Linked DNA regions of Homo sapiens: region 2 is linked to region 1. Evidence: chromatin contacts called from ENCODE Hi-C or POLR2A ChIA-PET data. All regions are on one chromosome and are shown on one strand. Each heading gives the region's core, a stretch centred on a gene start or an enhancer-like site at or near the end of the contact. The rest is flanking DNA. Distances are from core to core; before and after follow the strand shown. Region 1 overlaps SGMS1 (sphingomyelin synthase 1). Region 2 overlaps SGMS1 (sphingomyelin synthase 1).

Evidence for each region. Hi-C counts contacts between places; a loop is a spot of excess contacts on that map. ChIA-PET counts read pairs that join two places held with the same protein, here RNA polymerase II (POLR2A). Pooled maps may share reads with other maps.
Region 2: a pooled map shows a loop between it and region 1 (5-fold over the local background). The contact joins two enhancer-like sites. A Hi-C loop is called at or near these places in 1 of 168 maps with a recorded cell type or tissue (Caco-2), 1 of 37 single-sample maps with no recorded cell type and 2 of 50 pooled maps. POLR2A ChIA-PET finds 5 or more read pairs at or near these places in 7 of 52 experiments (AG04450, CD8-positive, alpha-beta memory T cell, H1 and 3 more).

Annotation. Positions count from the first base shown.
Region 1 is chr10:50,573,629-50,577,809 of GRCh38, reverse strand. All of the region lies in intron 2 of SGMS1 (sphingomyelin synthase 1), which reads left to right. Among named protein-coding and RNA genes, the nearest start is that of SGMS1, 48 kb to the left of the region's middle. Within about 2 kb of position 1,778, at least 4 of the 41 ENCODE cell types and tissues checked have a DNase peak (open chromatin) inside an H3K27ac peak, as active enhancers do.
Region 2 is chr10:50,536,857-50,541,037 of GRCh38, reverse strand. The region is part of intron 2 of SGMS1 (sphingomyelin synthase 1); the gene reads left to right. Among named protein-coding and RNA genes, the nearest start is that of SGMS1, 85 kb to the left of the region's middle. RefSeq lists an enhancer at 1,993-2,202 and a silencer at 2,195-2,489. Within about 2 kb of position 1,822, at least 5 of the 41 ENCODE cell types and tissues checked have a DNase peak (open chromatin) inside an H3K27ac peak, as active enhancers do.

The DNA of each region.
Region 1 (4,181 bases), core at 529-3,028:
CTCTCTGCTTTCATGCTGATTGCTATGGAAGCTTGCCCAAGATACTTCCCCTTGCATGTGCAGGGCTGTGTGCAAAACAGAGAAATTGCTTTCCACTTAAAAGCGTTGGCCTGTTATTACTCTATGAACCTTTGAGGAAATCAGATTCAGAGGTTTCCTAAATATAGAAAGTTCCTTTCTCTCTTGTTATTAAAGCCACAAACAATCTAGGGGTAATTTTTTATATTATTTTGAGGTTGCATTAAAATTAAGAGGAAGGACAGTACTGCAGAGATGCCTGGTTGTTTGTTGGGTTTCTTAAAAGGACTAAATATGAATAAATTACGAATTCTTGCACGTTAGGAAAGGGACCTTTTGTTGTTGTTGTTGTTTAATTAGCTACTCCTGCCTTTCTCTATACTTTTTTTATGTCTTCTTCATGCTCTCCAAATCTGTCTTCTTGTTCCTAATGTATATGGTAGTGAAATGAACTGTAGGAGCTATGTCCATTAAAGACATAGACAAGGGTTTTTATTGCTAAGAGGGAACCATGCAGAAGATGACAAATTAACTGACCATCACCCAGATTGGGTTTTCCTGAGCTGTGTCATCCCCGTTGATCATCACAGTTGTTGCCTCTGCCACAAGTGCACTTTTAAAGCTCCAGCCCAAGCAAGTTACCCCTAGCTTAACGGAAGCAGCCTGAGTCTTCCAAAAGACTCCTCTGAATTCTGAGGGCCAGCCAAAGAAACTAAACCTTTTTTATGAAAAGGAAAACTATCACTGTTCTTTGTAGATACTACCAGTTTCTGATCTTGCCTAGAACTAGTTCACTCCCAGGGCTTTAAGTCCCAGCTCTATGCAGTATTTATAGATGACAGGATAAAAGAGCCAAGGAAGAGCCAAATACTTACAGTTTCCAAGTGGATTTAGATTATTTGCCCATAGGACAACCATTGTTTCACATTCTTTTCTTTTGCCACCATGGTGTTGGCACTTAGCATGTGGTAATTATAATTTGGATTCTTTAACACACTTCTATTGGCAGAAGCTTATGTATATACATGTGGTGCAATGGGTGACATCAAAAGTGCTCTCCGGAAATAAGGGTTGCACTTATGACATAGATGATTTTCTGATTCAAAAAATTTGTGAGCTATTATGAGACAGACAACAGCTTTGTCATTAGTCATTTGAGATTGTTATGAATAGGCCCCTCATCTGGTTGAGAATTCACGTGCCCAGCTTTTCTATGGGAAAAATTGTTCTTCAGACAGAGCATGAATGAAATATTCTATCTATTATGGGACTCCCCCTGCTTTTGGAGGGGGATGAGAAGAAAGGGTGGCATTTATGGAATTTGGCTATTCTGCCAAAAGGGGCGTGCTCCTCCAGTGGCAGCTGTGGTGGCTGCTGGGAGGAAAGTGGGGACAAGGGTGACTCTGAGATGAGTGTACTCGATCAGGGGCTTCAGAGGTTGCTGGCTTTTCACAAGAGACCTCAGTATATGATGCCTGTGTGGAGGTCACAGTTATGACATTCTCTGAGAGATTTACTGTTGGGTCTATAATGAGGATGAACTGGCCATTGTGTTTAAAGAAGTTGGGTCTCACCTGCAGGGTGAGCTGCCTCAGCACATCCATTACCTGTCTTCTCAGTGGGTACCTCATGGATCAGAAGCTGGGGCCGAGTAATACAGTGTTAGGTGGTTGGTGTGGTTCCCATCTCCTGCTTGACTTTTGCTGGGAAAGTGTCTGTAGGTTCCACTCTCTCTAACATGGGAAGTGATGCCAGAGGGAAAGGAAGAGGCAAGGCAGATGCCGCTGAGGTTGGTGCTGTAGTGGACATAGCTCAGGCAGGATGTGAATGGGGCTAGGGCTCTGGGAGTAAAACAGCTCTGGGAAGATCAGAAACATGTGTTAACATGAACAGTTATACTTCTTTCCTTTATTTCTGTTTTGATTTTCTGTGGAACTTAAAAAGCCTTTCAGAAGGTATTGGAAATGTATTTATGCTTGGGCCATAGCTTTCTTGCTTTTGTTTTTTCCCTAGCCTTATTGAGATATAATTTGTATACAAAAACCTTCACATAATTAATGTATACAATTTGATGAGTTTGGACATATGTATACACTTGTATTGTATTACCACCACCACAGTCGAGATAATAAACATATCTATCACCTCCAAAAGTTTCCTGTGTCCTTTGTGTGTGGGGGGAGGAGGGTGACGGGGGTAAGAACACTTAATGTGAGATATACCCTCTTTTTAAAGTTTATTTATTTTTGAAACAGCATCTCACTGTCGCCCAGGTTGGAATGCAGTGGCACCATCATAGCTCACTGCAGCCTGGAACTCCTGGGGTCAAGGGATCCTCCTGCCTCAGCTTCCCAAGTAACTACAGGTGTGCACCACCATGCCTGGCTAATTTTTTTATTTTATAGAGATGGGGTCTTGCTAGGCTGCCTAGGCTGGTCTCGAACTCCTGGCCTCATGTGATCCACCCACCATAGCCTTATAAAGCGTTGGAATTGTAGGCGTGAGCCACTGTGCCTGGCCCAGATATACCTTCTTAAATTTTTAAGTGCATAATGTCTTATTGTTAACTATAGGCACTATATTGTACACTATGTTGTACTATGTATGGAACTTACTCATTTTGTTTTGTATGTAACTTCATATCTATAGAACAACAGCTGCCCATATCCACCCCCGTTCCCTGGTAATCATGTAGTATTTGTCCTTCTGTGACTGACTTATTTCACTTAACATAACGTCTTCCACGTCTATGTTGTTTCACATGGTTGAATTTTCCTCTTTTTTAAGGCTGAGTAATACTTTGTTTTATATATATATATATATATATACACCACATTTTCCTTTTAAAATGTTTATTCTTTTAATTGACATATAATAATTACATGTACTTATGGGATACATAGTGAGATTTCAATACATATGATGTGGTGTGATCAGATCAGGGTAATTAGCATATTCATCATCGGAAACATTTGTCATTTCTTTGTGTTGGAAACATTCAACATCTTCCTACGGTACCACATTTTTCTTTATCCATTCATCTGTTGATGGACCTCTGTATTGTTTCCATATCATGGCTGTTGTGAATAATGTTGTGATAAACATGAGCATGCAGGTATCTCCTCAAGATCCTGATTTCAGTTCTTTTGGATATATACCCACAAGTGGGATCACTGGGTCATATGGTAGTTTTTAACTTTTTGAGAAATTTCTATCTTGCTTTCTATAGCAGTTGCAATTTACATTCCCACCAGTAGTGTGCAAGGGTTCCAACTTCTCCCTGACCTTACTAGCACTTGTTATCTTTTGTCTTTTAAATAATAGCCATTCTCACAGGTGTGAGGTGATATCTCATTGTGGTTTTGATTTGCATTTCCCTGATGATTAGTGATGTTGAGCATTTGGTCATAAACCTCTTGGCTACTTGGATGTCTTCTTTGGAGATATGTCTGTTCAATGCTCATTTTTAAATTGGGTTATTTGTTTTTATTGCTATTGAGTTTTTGGAGTTCTTTATATGTAATAGATGTTAATCTTTTTTCAGATATAAGGTTTGCAAATATTTCCCCCATTCCATAGGTTGCCTTTTCACTCCGTTGATTCTTTTCTTTGCTGTATACCATATCTATTTTTGCTTTTCTTACCTGTGCTTTTGGTGTTATATCCAAGGAATCATTGCCAAATCTAATATCAAGAAGCTTCCCCCCTGTGTTTTCTTCTAAGAATTGTATAGTTTCAGATCTTATGTACAAATCCTTAATCCATTTTGAGTAAATTTTTGTATATGATGTAAGACATGGTTCAATTCCATTCTTTTGGATATAGATATCCAGCTTTCCCAGAACCCTTTATTGAAGAGACTATCCTTGCCCCATTGTGTGTTCTTGGCACCTTTCTTGAAGATCAATTGGCTATATGTACATGGGTTTATTTCTGCATTGTTTATTCTGTTCTATTGATCTGTATGTTTATCTTTATGCCAGTACCATAATGTTTTCATTACTGTAGCTTCATAATATATTTTGAGATCAGGAAGTGTGATATTTCCAGCTTTGTTCTTTGTTTTTCTTGCTTAAAATTCTTTTGACTATTTGGGGCCTTTTGTGGTTTCATACAAATTTTAGGATTTTTGTCTTTCTATTCCTGTAAAAAATTTTCTTTGG
Region 2 (4,181 bases), core at 573-3,072, 37 kb after region 1:
AGCTGAATCTTGGTCTTCCATGCTGTCATCCCCTGTATTCTTTCCCAAACCAAGTTTCTGTTGATTCTGCCTCCAAAAAGTATCTCAAATCCACCCTCCTGGTCCAGTCACCTGGGTGACTGCAGTTGCTATTCATACTCACTGTGACTCTTTTCCACCCTCTTTATGAAATGGAAATCTGGTAATTCACCTCCTTCCCCTAAAAGCCAAAACAAAAAACAAACAAACCTGCAGGACTCAACTTTTCCATGACTTCCCATGATCTTAAGTTGAAATCATAATTTCATAACCTTAGTGACTCGCATGACCTGGCAGTTGCCCACTAATCCCCAGCCCTCCGTGTTCCCCCTCTTCAATCCAGTCATGGTGGCTTAGTTTTGGTTTCTCTGAGATAGCATTCACTTCCACTTTCCTCTCTCTTTTTTCAAATTGTTGACTTTAATTATTTCTTTAGTTCCCCCTTAAATCTCATTTTGTCAGAGAAAGCCTTAGGTTAGAAACCACCTTATTGCATGACATTGACCCCCTTGATAGCAGTCTGTTGGTATATGTCTAGTGGCTGGCATATAGTGGATGCTTATTCATATTTGTTGAGTGAAAGAATGAGAGTAGTGGTAATTGTGAGTATTTTAAGTGCTGCTAAATACTCTGAGAGTTGGCATATCTAGCATGAGGTGTGGCACAGATGCCACCATTTTTTTTTACCTGCCAGACGAGCCAGTCTATTTATTACTAATTTATCACCACATCCTTCCCCTGGGCTGGCTTTCTTAGTACTCTACTGGTCTGTGTGAATTGGCATGTGGCATGAAACCTATTTGACATTTCTAATCTAGCAGAAAATGTCATCACCTTCTGGATGTTTAGGTCCTTGTATTGACCTTTAAACATGTTGCATAAACTTTTCATGCCTTAATTTTCATGCCAGTCTAATACAGGTCATCAGATTGTAAGATAAGATAATTCTTTCATGAAGATTAAGTAAGAAATACTGAAAAATTAGTAGAGCATATTCAAATATAAGGTTGTATAATTACATTCAGTATGCTTTGACATAAATAATCATTTTCTGTTTAGCCACTCTCTTATGCAGACTAAAATGTAAATTTTATATACACATAAATTAAACTTTCAGTTGCATAGGCTTATCATGTCTATATATGAGCCTTACAGCAGGGACTCTAATTTTCTTTCATAATTAAGTTGATTTCTTGTTTCCATTGGACTTTTACTTAATGTTTATTTTGCTAGTGAAAGATCCATTTCAAGGAGATAGAATATAAAACATCAAGAAGAAGATGCTCATTTTAAATTCAGTTTACTATCATTCTGTGGCAGTGTTTCACAAAGCATACCCATGGATCACCTGTATCAGAAACATGTGGGGATGGTTAATTTGCAGGTTCATGCCCCCACAACTTACTGAATCAGAATTTGAGAGGCCCAGAAAACTGCATTTTAAAGTGATCACTTTGTACTTTAAATAAGCTCCATAAGTTTGAGAATCAGGTCCCATATAATACTTAGTGTATACTGTGTCATTAATAAATTTCGAACAGGATCCATAAAAGATGGCTCATTCACCGACCTTTTCAGTCTCACCTGAGCATATAGATGTTATCAGAAAACATATCAATGCCAACACTATACAATAAAAGGTGATGATATTGATTGTGACTAAGGTTGAAAACAGTCTATGACCTTATTCAACTGGAGCACAGAGGATCAACAAGGGGCATTGTTCCTAGATGGCTAAAACACACTGGCCTTCCGGGAACAATGGCCCTTTGACCACAGCTGACACAGGCGGGAAGGAACTAGACAGGGGTCAGATCTCCTCAGTCCAGCAGTGAATGGGTGGGGCCTATGGTTGAGTCCTCTGGAGAAGCCCGGCAGGGGAAGGCCAGCAGTGCCCTTCATGCTCACCAGGGCTGTCACTGTTCTGCCCTCCCTGGATGCCCACATGGCAAGAACGCTTGCCCTGAGCAGGAGGACAGGAACAATACCTGTGTTTTAAAAGTTGGCATTGCCAAGTGTGTAGGATGTGCTGCTCACCGAGTTCGGTGGTTTCCTTGTATTAGTTCATGTAATCAGCTTAAGTAGGGGAAATCCAGGGTGTTGATGAGAAGGCATTTCATGGCAGACTTTAACCCTGGACTGGATTCTGGGGAAGGTTACAAGTCTCCATCTCCTGTTCTTATCAAAACTTGCTCTACTCTTTTGGATCGCCTTTGACCACTTAATGATACTTACAGCTTTTATCTCACAGTTCCACCTCCAGATCAGTATTGTTTTCTGTCATTTCCTGAATGTGAATTCCATCCCACTAAGTAGACACAGAAGTTGTCAGTGGGGAATGGTGTCATCCCTCTCCTCTGGTGTTTTGAAATGTGTGGGAACATTTTCAGTGGTCATGATGATGAGGGGTGTGTATATCAGGATTTAATGTCCTGAGGGTGTGGGATGCTAAATACCTTTCAGTAGTTGGGAGTGGGAGGGTCCCACTTAATGAAGGATTGTCCTGTCCAGAATGCTGAAGGCACCCCTGATAAGCTATCTCTTTTTTTTTTTTTTTTTTTTGAGATGGAGTCTCACTCAGTAGCCCAGGCTGTAGTACAGTGGCATGATCTTGGCTCACTGCAAGCTCCGCCTCCCGGGTTCATGCCATTGTCCTGCCTCAGCCTCCTGAGTAGCTGGGACTACAGGCACCCACCACCACGCCCGGCTAATTTTTTTGTATTTTTAGTAGAGACGGGGTTTCACCATGTTAGCCATGATGGTCTCGATCTCCTGAGCTCATGATCTGCCTGCCTCGGCCTCCCAAAGTGCTGGGATTACAGGTGTGAGCCCACCCACCCACCCCTGATAAGCTCTTTGGTTTTATCTGCATCTTATCCAGCACCTTATTATTATTTGTTTAATCTCTGTATTTCCAGAGCAGGATCTCACTCTGTTGCCCAGGCTGGAGTGCCGTGGCATAATCATAGCTCACTGTAACTTTGAATAGCTGGGCTCAAGCAAGCCTCCTGCCCCAGCCTCCTGAGTAGCAGTGCCTTCTTGAGAACTGACCAAACATTTAATATGTAATGGGATTCATATGGCTTAATAGATGCAGTTTGAGCTTAGTTACTTGTAGGGTAAATAAGCAAATGGTTGAAGCCATCTTCTTGGATGGCTTTTGTGCTCTCACAGTGAAGGTGTCACTCTTCTTGAATTCTGCTTTGTAACCTCATTCTTCCTGACGGTACAATGTAGACAAGCTCTATGACCTAGGGAATAATCCTAAGCAGCTACTGTTCCACTCAGGCAACATTCCTATTTCAAAAACTACCAGCATGTAGTCCCACTGAAACCTTGGTTTCACAAAAAGAAACAGGATGGGGAACATCACACACCGGGGCCTGTTGTGGAATGGGGGCGGGCAGGGGGTGGCGGGGAGGGATAGCATTAAGAGATATACCTAATGTAAATGACGAGTTAATGGGTGCAGCACACCAACATGGCACATGTATACATATGTAACAAACCTGCACGTTGTGCACATGTACCCTAGAACTTAAAGTATAATAAAATATATATATATCTATATATATATATAAAGAAAAAAAAGAAAAGAAACAGGATGATGCTAAGTAAATTAAGTGTTAGCATCATGAAATGGGGTAGAGGGCTGAGTACCCCAACATTTTATCTCTGACACCATCCCAGGTGAGTAGTCTTAGCAGTAGGAGGGTTTGAGATTTGGAGGTACAGGCTCCATACTCCAAACTTTCTGGAGAAAAGGTTACTTTGTCCGTTGATCAGAAAGCTACTGTGTGGAAAAAACAAAGGTTTGAACTAAGGATCAAACAAGATCAGTAGAGGGTCCTGGGATATGCATTGATATGTATCAGTCATTCAGTTAGACATGTTAGAGATGCAGACTGGGAAAATTCAGCCAAAGGAGCTTGAGAGAAATGCAAATGCTAAGATGACTCAGTGGGCTGTTTTCCCTGGAAGGCCTGGGGACCAAACAAGAAGCAATGTGTCAACCCTTTGTCTCTCTGTTACTCTACTTCTAAGAGTAACTTCTAAGGAAATGATTAGTGATGTATTCAGAGATTTCACTCTGAGGATGCCTAAATGCTGAACATTGGAAGCAACCCAGATGATGTCCAAAAGGGGATTGAATAAATATAATT